Regions from separate parts of the Homo sapiens genome. Here region 2 is linked to region 1. Evidence: chromatin contacts called from ENCODE Hi-C or POLR2A ChIA-PET data. All regions are on one chromosome and are shown on one strand. Each heading gives the region's core, a stretch centred on a gene start or an enhancer-like site at or near the end of the contact. The rest is flanking DNA. Distances are from core to core; before and after follow the strand shown. Region 1 holds the start of SCAPER (S-phase cyclin A associated protein in the ER). Region 2 holds the start of LOC101929439 (a long non-coding RNA gene).

Region 1 (7,771 bases), core at 2,546-5,045:
ATACCATACATAAATGGCCAATAAGCACATGAAACTATGCTATCAGGGAAGTCCAGATCAAAACTACAATGAGATACCACTTCACATCCACTCAGATGGTTGTAATAAAAAAGACAGACAATGGTAAGTGCTGGAAAAGATGTGGAGAAACTGGAACCCTTATATGCTGCTGGTGGGAGTATAAAATGGTGTAGCTGGTTTGGTAAATCATCTAGCAGATCCAGAAAAATTTAAAAATACAGTTACTATGTAGCCCAGCAATTCTACTCCTAGGAATATACCCAAAATAAATGAAAATATATATCCCCACAAAAACTTGTAAATGAATGCGCATAGCAGCATTGTTCATAATAGTCAAAAAGTGGAAATAGTCTGTATGTCCTTCCACTGATGGATAAATAAAAGGTGATTATATATTCTATACAATGGACTATTATTCAGCCTTAAAAAGGAATGAAGCGTTGATGCATGCTACAACGTGGACATACCTTTTTTTTTTTTTTTGAGATGGAGTTTCACTCTGTCACCCAGGCTGGAGTGCAGTGGAGCGATCTTGGCTCACTGCAAGCTCCACCTTCTGGGTTCACACCATTCTCCTGCCTCAGCCTCCCCAGTAGCTGGGACTACAGGCGCCCACGACCACGCCCAGCTAATTTGTTCTATTTTTTAGTCTAGACGGGGTTTCACCTTGTTAGCTAGGATGGTCTCGATCTGCTGACCTTGTGATCCGCCTGCCTTGGCCTCCCAAAGTGCTGGGATTACAGGCGTGAGCCACCGCGCCCAGAAACATACCTCGAATATATGCAAAGTGAAAGAAGCCAGTTACAAAATACCACATCTCATGACTCCCTTTATACAAGGTGTCCGGAGTAGGCAAATCTATGCATAGAGAAAGTAGATTAGTGGTTGCCTATGGCTGAGAGAATTGAGGGAAAATGGAGAAGTGAGTACTGGGTTCCTTTCCGGGGTAAAGAAAATGCAGTGATGATTGTACAATTGTGTGAATATCCTAAAAACCACTGATTTGTATGTAGGTTACATCTCAATAAAGCTGTTTTATATGTATATAAGAAAGATGAATCATTTTTATTTTTGTCATATTTATTTTTATTAATTCAAGTGGAGATGACCAGTAGGTAGTTAACAATGTGGCCTGGATCCCAGGAGTAGGAATCAGGGCTGGGGATATATATTCGGAAATCCAGAGCATAAAGATGCTAACCAAAGTTATGTAAAAGGCAGTGGTCATGTAGAGAGTGTGTCCAGTGGGAAAAGAGTGAAGGCTTATACCTATTCCTGTGGGATAACAATATTTAAAGGCTGGGAGAAATAAGAGAGACTTTAAAAGAGATGGAGAGGGAGTGGTTAGAGATGGAGAAGTGCTACCAAGAGAGTAAAAATGAAAGGCAAGGAAAAGTATTTCCAGAAGGAAGGAGGGTCATGAAGAGAAATTAAGTTAGGTAATGATGATAATGTCCATAAGATATATAGTAGGGAAATCCCTAGTGACTTTTTTTTTTTTTTTGAGACAGAGTCTCGCTCTGTCGCCAGGCTTGAGTGCAGTGGCATGATCTGTGCTCACTGCAACCTCCGTCTCCCTGGTTCAGCGATTCTCCTGCCTCAGACTCCTGAGTAGCTGGGATTACAGGCACATGCCACCACGCCCAGCTAATTTTTGTTATTTTTAGTAGAGATGGGGTTTCACCATGTTGGTCAGGATGGTCTCGATCTCGATCTCCTGACCTCGTGATCTGCCTGCCTCGGCCTCCCAAAGTGCTGGGATTACAGGCGGGAGCCACCAGCCCAGCCCAACTTTTTTTTTTTTTTTTTTTTTAATTGAGATGGAGTCTCGCACTGTCACCCAGGCTGGAGTGCAGTGGCATGATCTCAGCTCACTGCAAACCTCTGCTATCCAGGTTCAAGGGATTCTCGTGCCTCAGCCTCCCGAGTAGCTGGGACTATAGGTGTGCGCCACCGCACCCGGCTATTTTTTTTTTTTTTTTTTTTGTATTTTTGGTAAAGACAGGGTTTCGCCATTTTGGCCAGGGTGGTCTTGAACTCCTGACCTCAGGTGATCCACCTGCCTCAGCCTCCCAAAGTGCTGGGATTACAGGCGCGAGCCACGGCGGCTGGCCCCTAGTGATGTTGGAAAGAATGGTTTCAGTGGGGTGGTGGGGCAGAAACCAGAGTGCAGTAAGTCCAGACTTGAGTAGTGGTTGAGGAATTGGAGGCACTCTTGTTTAGATAATTGGAGAAATGTATTATAGGAAAGAAAGCAGAGGTTGAAGTGGAGTCTGGTAGGTTCGGCGGGAGATTTCAAGATGGGAGAGACTTCAGGTTGTTTACATGCTTATGAGTATGAAAGGAAGTGGGGATAATTAAGAAATGAGGCCCTGACCGCCTTTTATAGAATTGTAGTATGCTCCCTACTCTATCCCCCTTATCCTACTCATTTTGTTAACTGTAGTGCTTATCATGTTATATAATTTACTTATTTATTGTGTTTACTATTTCTTGTGTTAAAAGCAAAATATTAGCCAAATTAAACAGAGTTTGAGCAAAGAATTATTCCCGAATCAGGCAGCCTCCTGAGCCAGAGTAGGTTCATACAGACTCCCGCAGAGCCACATGGTGGAAAAAGGTTTATAGACAGAGAAAGAAAAGTGAGGTAGGGAAACAGCCAGAATGGTTATAGCTAGACGTTTACCTTATTTGAACACGGTTTGAACAGTTGGCCGTCTTTGGCCAAAACTTGGTGATTGGCGCAAGAGTAGGTTGCAGTGTATTTACACCTCCATTTAGGTTATAGTTTACTATTTACGGAGAAACCTTCAGGCTGAACTTAAAATATGTAAGGACACAGCTTTTGGCTAAACTTGATGTAACACTTGCCTGGTTTCACCCTGCTCCAAGAAGCCGGAGGTTTTTTAGAGATTTCTGTTTATTTTGCTCACGTATTAACTCCAAGCATCTAGAATACCATCTGATATATAGTATGTGGTCAATAAACATTTGCTGAATAAATGAAAAAGCGAGTTTTCTAAGAAGGCAAGAGAGAAGGGGAGCCAGAACATAGCCATATGGTTCCTGCCCCCACAACGCTTGTGAGTCCAGGACTTCCCGCCTACTGCGGGTGGGGAGGGAGAGGGAAGGGTAAAGAGCTGTTTCCCAGCTGGATGAAAAGGGACGGTGAATATTCGTTTGATAATTACAGTCTGCATTGAATCTTTTTTCTATTTTGTTCAGACTGATTTAAACGTTAAAGTATTTAATTCATCATATGTTTGTCTTTGAAGTAGATGAAACGTATTTGTTAGGTCTCTGTACTTCGACCTTCCAAGCCTGGCACACAGAAGGGCCCTGATAAAGCTTCTCGGAGGCCTAGTTGTGTTCAGCGCAGCCCAGCGTGCTCCTGTCAAGTGCTTTCGCCAGCACAGATTTCTGTGAGGCGCGTCTCTAAGTCCTTAATCTGTGGATTGACTGTGGTGATAAGGCAGGAGGAGGGAAGAGATTGAGTACGAGAAAGACCTGTGTGGCCAAAAGCGGCGGTGTAAGCTTAACCTAGGAAAAGAAACAGCTTCGGAAACGCCGCGCCGGGACATCGAACCAAATCAACCCTCACACCTCCCGCCTGGGCGCCCCAACGGCGCGAACGGGCGTGCGCCTGCGCGCGGACAACACAGATCTTGCAGCCGGGAGCGGCGCGGCAGCGGCTGAGATCACGTGGTGCGCCGGGAAGCCACCCCGCCTCTCCGAGGCCTCCCTGCCCCGCCCCGTCACGCCCCTTTCCCGGCGGGACGCTTTGAGCCGCCCCGAACTAAGCAGGGCGGTCGGGGGTGAGTGTCCGCGAGGGGCGTGCGTAGCGCAGACCCGGGCGGGTCCGGGTTGGGGCGCGGGCCGTCTGAATGCCTTGCGGGGACCAGGGGACAAAATGGCGGCGGGGTACGCCCTTTCACCCCCTCCCCTCACCTGGGAGTGCGAGTTGAGCGGGGCAGGGATCGTTGCTGGGGGAGGGGAGCCGCGGTCGCCTGGGGAGGGCTCGGAGGTCGGCCTCGGAGGCCTCGGGACGGGGGCTGGGGTGAGCCGCGTCCGGGCCCTGCCCTGCGGGCTCATCTGGGGTGTGAGGGACGTGAGACCCCGCACACTACGCGGTCTGAGGGGTGAGTGGGGGGCTGCCGCGTCACCTCACTTGGGGGCAGCCCCGGCCGCGGGTGACGAGGCTTCTGGAATGTCTAAATGCGAGGGGCCCCTGGAGGAGCCTCCCTTCGTTTGACAGGTGATCGTCTTCGTCATCTGTCATTCCCAGCGGGGTTTACCATGCTTTCCCTGTACTCTGATCTTAGCTCTGCCCAGGAAACGGGGCAGGAATGGCCTCTCCGTCTTCCAGATGCGTGCGCTGAGGCCTGGAGGGGCGAAGAGCCTCTCGCACCTGGGAGTAGTGGGACCCAGCCTCCTGCCTCTGTTGCTGCTCTTTTCCAAAACAGCACTTCCTTGGCGCCTTTCCTCTACACCGTTTTCCAGGCGCGTTCGTGGGAACGGCACCAGGGAGGAACGGGATTGTTAGAAAGCAGGCACAAAACTGGTCCTGTAAGCAACACCTGCTGCTGTTAAGGGGGCCCCAGCTGAGATGAGGCCGCCTGTTTGTGAGCAGCTTCCTGTTGCTGGTGGACTGCATCTCTTATTCTAGTTGTGACAAGTTATTTTCCATGAAAATAGCTATTCATTAATAGTCATTTTACCGAACAGATACTAATTCCTTATATGAATTATAGTTTGTCTTAGTTTATGGATTAATTTCATCATTAACTTTTCATCTTCATAAATAATCTGGTAGAAGGATGGATGGGCTAGGAGTAATACTTATTTTATGAATGGAGAAACGGGGGCTCAAAAGGTTATTACTTGCCTTAGATCACCAGCTGGTGAGTGGTAAATCTGGGGTTAAGTTTTCTGACCTAAGGTTGGTAGTCTGACCACTGTCCCACTCTGGCCTATACTGGTGCTCTTTCCCTTCTGTTATTTCTGTTAACTATGACTTTTCCTCAAAGTTTGTTGGTTGCAGATGATTTATGCCACTTGAAGAATGATATCCACTAAAGAATTAATATTTTTAATCAATCAAAGAGTCAAGTTTTAATGTGATTTGGAAGGTTGTCTGTGGGAGAAGTAATCTGATGGCTTTGAAGGCAGACTGTTTTGAGTTTGAATCTCAGCCCCAACCCTTGTTTTTGGCAAATTAATTTTTCTGAGCCTTTCTTATCTGTAAAGTAGGAATAATATCCACCTCATAATTTTGTTGATAGTAATAAATTAGGTGTCTGTAAAGTATTGAGAACTGTTCCTAGCCCATGGTAAGCCCTCAACAAATGCTCTTTTCCTTCTTTCTCCACACTCCCTTGAGCTGCATTAAAAATATACTCTATGTGTCTTTGGTCCATTTGGGTCTGGTATAGCAAAATACCTCAGACTGAGTGGCTTATAAACAACAGAAATTCATTTCTTGCAGTTTTGGAGGCTGGGAAGTCCTAGATCAAGATGTCTGATGATTCAGTGTTTGGTGATAGCCTGCTTTCTGGTTAATAGATGGCACCCTCTAGCTGTCTCCTTACATGGTGCAAGGGTGAAGGGGTCTCTCTCTGGCCTCTTATAAGGGAATTTATCCCATTCATTAAGGTTCTGCTTTCATAATACAGTCATCTCCCAAAGGCCCCACCTCCTGATATGACCTTGGAAACTAGGATTTCCACAAGAATTTTGAAGAACACAAACATGCAGACCATAGCATTATGGTTAATCACTTGGTTGTTCAGGTCAAATAACCATGGAAGTGTAATCAGCAGTACTGTACAAATGTGTTTATAAATAAATTTTGGTGACTGGTCCAAAGGATATAGTATTCTAAACAGACTTTAAAAATGTTTGCCATTGGTGCTTCATAGGTATTTTAAGAACTCCTAAAAGATTGATATTAAGGTCATTAATGTCTTCATTTAGCTGCAGGAATGTTTTAAAGATAAGTAAGATGAAGGGACTTGAGATTCTGTCATTTCTTTCACTTTCTTTTTTTTTTTTTTGAAACCGAGTCTCACTCTGTCACCCAGGCTGGAGTGCAGTGGCGCAATCTTGGCTCACTGCAAACTCCACCTCCCAAGTTCAAGCGATTTTCCTGCCTCAGCTTCCTGAGTAGCTGGAACTACAGGCACTCACCACCATGCCTGGCTAATTTTTTTTTGTATTTTTAGTAGAGACCGGGTTTCACCATGTTGGCCATGCTGGTCTCAAACTCCTGACCTCAGATGATCCACCCACCTCGGCCTCCCAAAGTGCTGGGATTACAGGCGTGCGCCACTGCACCTGGCCTCTTTCACTTTCATACCTGACCACAGCCCAGACTAGTTTTAAAGGATAAACAACTTCTTTGGGAATCACATGTGAATGTTATTTAAACACTTAGAAAGTGGGGGTATTATTTAGGGGGAAGTTTAATAGAATTCTCTGTAAGGGTACAATCTGATATCCATTGTGGAATTGGCATTTCTGAAATTGTAGAAGAGAAAACTGTAAATGGCTGGCATAGCAAAAATTAAATCATTAATAAAATTCTGTTTGCAGTTTCTGCTGGATGGTAACCTTTTTTTAAAAAAAAATTCAACTTATATAGTAGAGGGTACATGTGTAGATTTGTTACATGGGTAAATTGATGCCGATGCTTGGGGTCCCAATTATCCCATCACACAGGCCATAAGCATAGTACACAACAGGTGGTCTTTCAGCCCATGCTCCCCTTGGCCTAGTGATCCCTAGTGCCTGTTGTTTGTGACTTTTACAATCACATATTCTGTGTTTAATTCCCACTTATAAGAGAGAACACACAGTATTTGGTTTTCTTTTCTCATGTTAAGTCACTTAGGACATTGGTCTCCAGCTCTATCCGTGTTGCTGCAGAGGGCATGATTTTGTTCTTTTTTATGGCTGCATAGTATTCCATGGTGCATTTGTAGCTAACCTTTTTCACAAACATGTTTGGCTTTCACTGATTGGCTATGGGTCTTGTGAAATATAAAGAGTGAAAAGATCTGGAGTCCAATGATGGAGCTAGTCTTAAAAATTATTAGAGGCTGGGTACGGTGGCTCATGCCTGTAATCCTAGCACTTTGGGAGGCTGAGGTGGGCAGATCACAAGGTCAGGAGATCGAGACCATCCTGGCTAACACGGTGAAACCCTGTGTCTACTAAAAATACAAAAAATTAGCTGGAGGTGGTGGCTCATGCTTGTAGTCCCAGCTACTCAGGAGGCTGAGGCAGGAGAATCGCTTGAATCCGGGAGGTGGAGGTTGCAGTGAGCTGAGATCGTGCCACTGCACTGCAGCCTGAACAACAGAGCGAGACTCCGTCTCAAAAAAAAAAAAAATTATTAGAAATTATTTATGGAAAGACTTTTTCTTCTATGACATGAAACACTAAAGATTTCATAAAGTTTTGCTAAAATGATAACTTCTTAAAGTAATACGTTCATTTTATGTTTTGAAACATACGCAAAAGAGAATAGTATGATGAACTGCTATGTATCAATCTATTTCAAAAATTAGCTATATATTATACATGAGCAATATTATTTCATAAAAGTTACCTCCTCACTAAATTGTTTTGAAGCAGGTTTCAGACATCATATTTAATTTGTCAAGATTTTAGTATGCATTAGGCCTGCTTTTAATACAGTATTGGAAAAGAGAGAGAGTTTCAGTATTTTCAATTGAGCATGCCACATTCA
Region 2 (7,771 bases), core at 3,403-5,902, 730 kb after region 1:
AGCCAGGATGGTCTCGACCTCCTGACCTCGTGATCTGCCCGCCTCGGCCTCCCAAAGTGCTAGGATTACAGGTGTGAGCCACCGCACCCGACCTCTCTCTTTTTTTTAACCCTTACTGAAAGCCTCCAGCAGGCCAGATTTAATTTGATGCATATGGCATCCACACGATGTAGGCCTTGTTACCTCCAATTTCCCCAATGAGAAGCTGAGGCTCAGGGGTTAAAGGGAAGATGACTGGTCACTGGTGGGGCTGAGGTTTGAATCTGGCTTGCTGGCTCCCCGAATAAGAGGATTCTTTCCACTCCTCCAAGCTCCCCGACAAGGGACTCACCTTTCCCAAGGTCTAAGGATGTCCTAAGGGGCTCACAGGTCCCACTGGTCTCCTTGGAGGCTGGACCTTGAGTCACCCCGGATTGAGCCTCATATCCCTCAGTATTTTGCCAATGATCTCAGGGTGAATGGTGCTGAGGAAGCAGAACGTCAGAGAAGAGAAACTAACTTCCACAGTGGGCCAGGTCAGATCATACTATTTTGTACCAAAAGCTGTTACCAGGCTTAAACATGAAAGAGCGGGTGTAACGGAGACTTCAGAATGTGTTTCGGAACTAGAGCGAGATCCCACGCATGGAGGTACATAAAACCTCAGAGGTGGTTTCGTGAGATGAGTCAGAAGAGTATATCGTTGCATTGATTTAACTGCTGCATCTAAAATGGCTTTGGTTTCTGAAGCAGCCAAGACAGAGAGAGAGACAAGGCATCCACACCGTCTCTCTGAAGGGCAGCCTCTAGCATCGTGACTTTGGACTCCATCTGTGTACCAGCGAGCCTAACTCGTCATGAAATTCTGGCCAAGATCCACCCCTCACCAAAAACAAACAAACAAACAAAAAGAATGGAAAAGAACTTCCACCTAAGGAATTGAGGAATTGCTGAATTCAGGGGTCAGAAGCCATGTGCTTCTATCACAGCAGCGGGGAGTCTGGAAGGGACTGCAGAAGGCATGGCCAGGGCTTTGGAATGGTATGACTGACCAGCAGAGAGACCTCCTCCCCTCCCGGGATCCTCTAGGCACCCCTCCCCAAGTAGGAATCTGTTAAGCATGAGGTGTGTCCACAACCAGAAGAGATCATAGGAATGAGGGAAGCAGTGAAGCCTGTTTCCCTGTCAAAGCCAGAGGGCCAGTGTGATCCAGGAGGGAAGGCACTGGAATGAGCAACAAGAGACCTGTTTTCGTCCTGGCCTCATAACTGCTGTGCCACGTTGGGCCCACCTCTCCCTTTCTCTGAGCCTCAGATGCCCCATCTGCCAAATCCTGGATTGGGCCAGCTGCCCTCCCCAGGGACCTTTCATCTGTTATATAAGGTGATTCTGGAGCACCTTGCATGTGGGCCTGTGACAAGAAATGAACTGCCATGTAGCACAGAAGGTGAAATGAATCAGATATTCATGCAAGAAACTGGCCAACAGGCTCACCTGAGAGTCTCCACAGGGTCACGGTAAGAAGCAATGTAATCTTTCTTAAAAAGTTAAGATGGGCTGGGTGCGGTGGCTCATGCCTGTAATCACAGCACTTTGGGAGGGTGAGGCGGGTGGATCACCTGAGGTCAGGAGTTTGAGACCAGCCTGGTCAACATGGTGAAACCCCGTCTCTACTAAAAATACAAAAATTAGCTGGGCATGGTGGCAGGTGCCTGTAATCCCAGCTACCCGGGAAGCTGAGGCAGGAGAATCTCTTGAACCCAGGAGGTGGAGGTTGCAGTGAGCCAAGATGGCGCCACTACACTCCAGCCTGGGTGACAGAGTGAGACTCTGTTCCAAAAAAAAAAAAAAAAAAAAAAAAGCTTAAGATGAAGAAACAGAGAGTAACTGTGCAGTGGAGACACCTGACCCACGCTGCCCCAGCCGGGTGATCCAGGCCGCATCACAGTGAGAAGTCACGTGGCCAGTGTGTCCTCTTGATGTGAGACAATAAGAATGGCACTTTCCTTCTGCAGTCTTCCTCCCAAAACCCACAACCCCAGGCTTACCCTGGGAAAAACATCAGACGAATCCCAACAGAGGGGCATCCTGTAAAACAAAAACACCCGACCAGTGCTCCCCAAAACCCTTCAGGTCATCAGAAACAAAGTCTGAGAAATTGCCACAGCCAGGAGGAGCCTAAGCCTACTGAATGCGACGTGGAGCAAACAGAGGACATAACAGATTAAATACTAAGAAAACCTGAGTACCGTATCAATGTGGGTTTGTTCATTGTAACAAATGATACTAGTGTATGATGTTAATGATGGGCAGCCAGGCACAAGGGATACAGGGAACTCTGCACCTGCTTCACTATTTTTTGGTCAATATAAAACTGTTCTAAAAAATAAAGTTTATTTTTTTAAAAAGAGCTGGGTGAAGTTGTGGCAAATAGTTGAAATAGTTGTACAAACACACCCCAGCAAGAGAGCAAGGGAGTGAAAAGCGTTTTGTTTTGTTTTGTTTTGTTTTGTTTTAGAGACAGTCTTGCTCTGTGGCCCAGGCTGGAGTGCAGTGGTGTCATTACAGCTCACTGCAGCCTCAAACTTCTGGCCTCAAGCAGTCCTCCTGCCTCAGCCTTCCAGAGCACTGGGATTACAGGTGTGAGCCATCGCGCCAGGCCAGGTGTTGTATTTAAACTGGGACCCTAACACATTTCATTGGTAAATGTCAATTTTTCAGGCAGCATATGTGAATTCAGTTTGGAAATGTCTTCATTATACTCTGAGAATTCCAGCAAGGAGACAGCAAGAGTTTGTCACAAGGAATACTAGACTGTCCTGGAACGGGGTTGGGGGCTGCCATTGAGACAGCTGAGGGGAGCCAGGTCTGTGCCTGCAGTATAAAATACCCCATGCATAATCTGATCAATGTTTTTGCTGAGTGCTAAGTGCCATGAGTAGGAAAAAGGAGGCTCAACGTGATGGGCTGGAAAAGAACAGTGTTCACAGTTAGGACACCTGGTTCTATGCCCCCCTGGACTAGCTGTGTGCCCCCAAGGCGAGCTGCCACTGCTCAGTTTTCTTATTTGTAAAATGGGTGTGTGGGGCAGGTGTGGTGGGGCTGGTGGACTTCGGGGTCCACACCCATTAGTTGCTACCCATCATGTGTCAGGCTTTAGGCTACGATCTCATCACCATCCTTCGAGGATTCTATTACTACACCCATTTTTCAGATTAGGAAAACCAAGGCCCATAGATGTCCCATTAATGCCCAAAGCCACAAGGCCAGTAAGTGTTCTAAAGAGAGACACACCTGGGTTCGAAGCCAGCTCAAAGTCTATTTAGAACCAAGTCTATTCTCAACCATTCCATGGGCTGCTGTCTCCAAGGGTCTAGCCATCTCTGACATTCCAGGGCCCACAGTCTCATTTCCTCCAGGGTATCTGTTACCCAGTCAAGTCTCAAACCAGGTCTGAAAATACAGCTGCAAGTGAGGCATCTGTCTGCTTCGCTCTGTGGAGTGGGCACCACAGACTCCAGGAGAGCTGCCCTCCTGGTCCCTCTGGCCAGGCAGCCCCCACCCTCCCCGGTGGCCCCACTGGGAGTCCAGCCTGTCTGGCCCTTTCTGCTGTCTTAACTAAGATGACAGGCTTCAGGTGTTTTTTAAATTAAAATGGTTCGTTTCTGTTCATCTCTTTTCCAGATGTCGCTACCTAGAGGGAATCTGTCTTTATTTATTGGCTCTTTCCTGTGCAGAATGCAAGGGAGTCTCCCTCCGGCTGAGACCCCCGGGAAGGAGGCCACATGTGGAGGTGACTTGAACCAGGACGGCAGGAACCTGGGGTCCCCGGGGGGCTCCGGACAGAGGTCATGGTGGAAACCCTGGGAGGTGGGGTTGCCGTTAGGATTTTCTCCTGGCCACGTGGCGCATGTGTGGCTGAGGTGAGGTGTGCGGCAGGGTCAGCGCGTTCCCTGCTGGGCTGGGAGGCTGCGAATTTATGAGGGGCGGATGCAGCCCTGTGTCCGTGTCTTTCACGTTGCCAACTGCAGTGAAGTAGAGCATTTGTTTTCCTGTTCAACAGCAGAATGAGAACTGCCTGATCGGCTTCCAGTCGCTTTCTGGATGACACCCTGCACTTTACTTTCCCCACTTCCCTGCAGCCCCCTCTGCCTAAAGCCCAGCTTCTCTCACCTTCTTCTCCAGCCTCTGTCCCCAGTCTTCCTGTCTCCACCCTGCCCTCTCCATCCAGCCTCCAACGGCAGCCAGAAGGCTCCATCAACAACTCACATCTGAGCAGATCCCCCAGTCCTGCTTTTAATCCTCCAGGCTTCCTCTGTCCCAGCAGGATAAAGCCCAAACTCTCTGGTCAGCCACAGAGCCCCTTCCCAAGCCTGTCCCCAATCCTACTGCCTCCCTCTGCTCACCCTCTAAATGGCCCCGAACCCCGGGGGCACTGCACCCACTCGCACACCCCACACTGTTCCCTCTGCCTGGCAGCCTTCTCCCCAGGGCTCTGCTCCACATCAGCTCCTCTGGAAAGCCTTCCCCATCCTGGCCTGCAGAGCCCGGGACGTGCCCATGTGATACAGGCATTGCACCAGATTTCCACTGCCTATTTATGGGCTGCCAAACCCCCTGAGTCACCCAGAGCCCCGTGAGGACGAGGGTCACACCCTGTCCTAGGCGGCATCCACATGCCCGGCACAAGCCCAGCACAGAGCAGCTCTGGACGGTGCTGGCTAACCACGCGATATGGCAAGAGAATGAATGAAGCTGATGCCAGCTCCTCAGGAAGGGAATGCTTCTCTTCCTAGTCTAGGATTCCATAGCCTGCCCTGCTCTCGGGACACCTTGGACAACGTGCCCCTGAGGGCCATGTCCCCTGATGACCCCTCTTGTCACGCATAGGCATTCTGTGCGAAACAAAAGGTCATAGTGTTCCCAAAGCAGATAAAAAGATTGGTTTCCTGACAGACATTCCGAGGGGATGATTCTGAAGACACTGTGTGCGTGTTCCTGTGGGGACATTTCCCAGGATCACTTTGTTGTGACATTCCACAGACGTGTCCCCCACCCCAAAACTGTGAGAGGCTGGGGTTGGTCGAGGAGCCAACAGGTACAGTGAATATGCATTTACCAAGACCCGCAACAGAATACACATTTACCAAGACCCACGACATACACTGAACACACATTGACCAAGACCTACAACGCGCGGAGTGCTGGCTGGGGCCGGATGTGAGTTGGACTAAGGCTTGCCTTCAGGGGGCATCTATTTCAGCGGGAAGAGCTGCCCCAGGCATAAAGGAGCACTGACCATGGCAGTGAGTGCCCAGTGCCCTGTGAATGTGGACAAGTGAGGGCTGCTGCAGGGCTGGGGGAGGAGGTGCAGAGGCTACTGGCGGGGGGAACATGCTCTGTAGAGAGGCTAGGACTTGAATTAGACAGACAGAGCTTGCAAGGGGCGGGGATTCAGGCAAGGGGCACAGCGCAACCAAAACCCAAGAGGTGGCATGGCACAGGGCTTGTCAAAATGACAGGTGACTCCACTTGGCACAGTCGGGGTGTTTATGCACCAGACACATGAGAGAGGAGGTCGATAGGACGGGCAGACACATAGCAGGCCTGTACGCCACATGAGACCTCAACCCTGAGGCCACCTTGGAGACTGCCTGGGCACCCAGCAATGGGGGAGGAATAGGGAGCCCAGGGGTGCCCATCCTCACCGCACTGCAAGCCAGAAGGGCTCAGTGCCCACATCAATATGCGGCCACGGGCATTCCTCCACTTTCACTGGCAGGACATGGGCTGGAAGACAGCCCGTGAAGAACTCGCCTGGCCCTGGGCACAGAGAGCCACAGGCTTAGCGTCTCTGGCTTGCGCAGCTGGGGGCAGTGGCCCTGTCCTCTCCCCAGAATCCATCGGGCAGAATGGGAATGACCATGCATGTCATTTGGACCATCCCCCACATTCCCACCACCTTGCCAGTCCCCTCAGTAGCATTCCCACCTTACAGCCTGGGACCGGACCCTTCCCTGCACACCGAGCTGCACTTCTACAGAGCTCTCAGCCTTGCTGCGGGATCCAGCAGCCACCCCCTCCTGAGTACCCCAATCCCCCTCCTCTGAACTCCTCTGTCCCACTCACATGGGAGCAGCCACCTCATCTTACAGAGGAAGGAACTGAGGGCAGAGGGGTGGCCCAACTTGGCCGGAGTCCGGCGGGGTGGGAGCAGCAGGGCTAGGCCTTGAATGCAGGTCTCTGGATTCCCGACAGGGTGCCCCTGGCCCAGCTGCCAGTCCCCCTTGCCTCTGCTGAGCCCATCCTTGCAGGGCCCACCACCTGCCTCTCTGAGTCTGCATCACATCTCCTGGAGGGTAGAGAGCACCGCTAGCATCTTTCTGGGGCCCTGGGCGTCCCGCGTGGCAATGGGCATACCATGGTGCCCAGCAACCCTCAGCAGACAGAATTAGCGACTGGCTTTAGAGACCGACCATGTCTCCGAGAAGACTCTGATGAACTGAGGGGGCGACTTGGCAGACTCAGGTTGGGGAGCTGAAGAGTCACCGTGCTACAGTGGAAAGAACCCTGGCCTGGGAGTCAGGGTTGAGTCCATGCCTGGCTGGGCTATACATCAGTGAACCTGGAGATGTGTCCCCTTCTCTGGGCTTCAGGTTCCCCATGAGTCCAACAAGGGGCTGGAGGAACTCCCTGACCTCTGGTGCCCCTGCAGCTCTAGCAACCCATGGCTTTAGGCACTACCAGTGTCCCCAGCAAGACCACGGACAGAGCCGAAAGTGGCAGTGCATTACCCCTTGCTCCTGACAGATCTGCGTCAGCCTCTCCAGCTGCTCGTCTTGGATGACCTTGGCCTTCTCGTACTGCTGGATAACCATCTCCATCTCCAGCTTCACTGGCAGGACGTAGGCTGGAAGACAGAGACAGCCCTGTAAAGAATTCAGCAGTGGCAGGGCTTGGACTAGGGAAGGGCGGGCCCAGCATTCAGGCAGCAGCAGGTTCGAGGCCCTGGGCCATTTCTGTGGATCTAGAAGGGGAAATGTCCAGGTACCCGAGAGCATCCAGAAAGTACAGAGGGCCACAGCCTTCGCTCATGGTGTCCAGGGTAGCTGTTTTCCTGTTTTCCATAGTGCTAGAACCCATACTTTTGGGCTGTGTGCACAGCTGCCTGGAATAAAGACTATTTTCCAGCCTCCTTTGCAGCTATGGGTGGCCACAAGACCACCTTCTGGACCATAGGATGCTAGTGGAGGTGGCATGCAGCAGCTGCAGGAGCCTTCTTCACAAAGGAGCTGGGGCCAGTGAGGATGGGGCGGCCCTGGAGCCTGCACACACTGGCGGAAAGGAAAACGGGGCAACCACTTAGGGAAACGGTTTGTCCGTTTTTCAGAGTGTTAAACAGAGAGTGACCATATGACCCAGAAACTCCATTCCTAGGTACCTTAGGGGAAGGAAAACATGTGTCTACACAAAACTCGCACATGAGCATTCATAACAGCATTATTCCTAACAGTCAAAAAGTAGACATAACCCAAATGTTCATCAGCCGATGAATGCGTGAATAAACTGTGGTCTAGCCATGCAGTGGAGTACTACTTGGCAATGAAAAGGGGTGCAGTCCCGCCACCAGCCACAACACAGATGAGCCTCAAACACATGATGCTAAATCAGAGTGGCCAGCAGAGAAAAACCACGTCACATGATTCCATTTATATGAAATGTAATGGAACAGAACAGGCAACTCTATAGAGATGGAAAGCAGCTTAGTGCTTGCCTAGGGCTGAGGTGGACA

What was found. A loop is a pair of places that touch in the nucleus more often than their neighbours do. ChIA-PET counts read pairs that join two places held with the same protein, here RNA polymerase II (POLR2A). Pooled maps may share reads with other maps.
Region 2: a loop to region 1 is called in a pooled map, with 10 times the contacts of the local background. The contact joins the enhancer-like site here to the promoter of SCAPER in region 1. A Hi-C loop is called at or near these places in 3 of 50 pooled maps. POLR2A ChIA-PET finds 5 or more read pairs at or near these places in 2 of 52 experiments (H1 and activated CD4-positive, alpha-beta T cell).

Annotation. Positions count from the first base shown.
Region 1 is chr15:76,901,364-76,909,134 of GRCh38, reverse strand. It overlaps SCAPER (S-phase cyclin A associated protein in the ER), which reads left to right and starts at 3,795. Exons shown (of 32, transcript NM_020843.4): 1 at 3,795-3,836. RefSeq lists an enhancer at 3,449-3,949 and silencers at 3,690-3,999, 4,010-4,119, 4,140-4,219.
Region 2 is chr15:76,174,677-76,182,447 of GRCh38, reverse strand. TMEM266 (transmembrane protein 266) reads right to left here. Exons shown (of 11, transcript NM_152335.5): 8 at 6,774-6,889. LOC101929439 (a long non-coding RNA gene) reads left to right here and starts at 962. Exons shown (of 3, transcript NR_120360.1): 1 at 962-1,496; 2 at 3,664-3,902; 3 at 5,978-7,557. RefSeq lists enhancers at 562-611, 822-871. Within about 2 kb of position 4,652, at least 6 of the 41 ENCODE cell types and tissues checked have a DNase peak (open chromatin) inside an H3K27ac peak, as active enhancers do.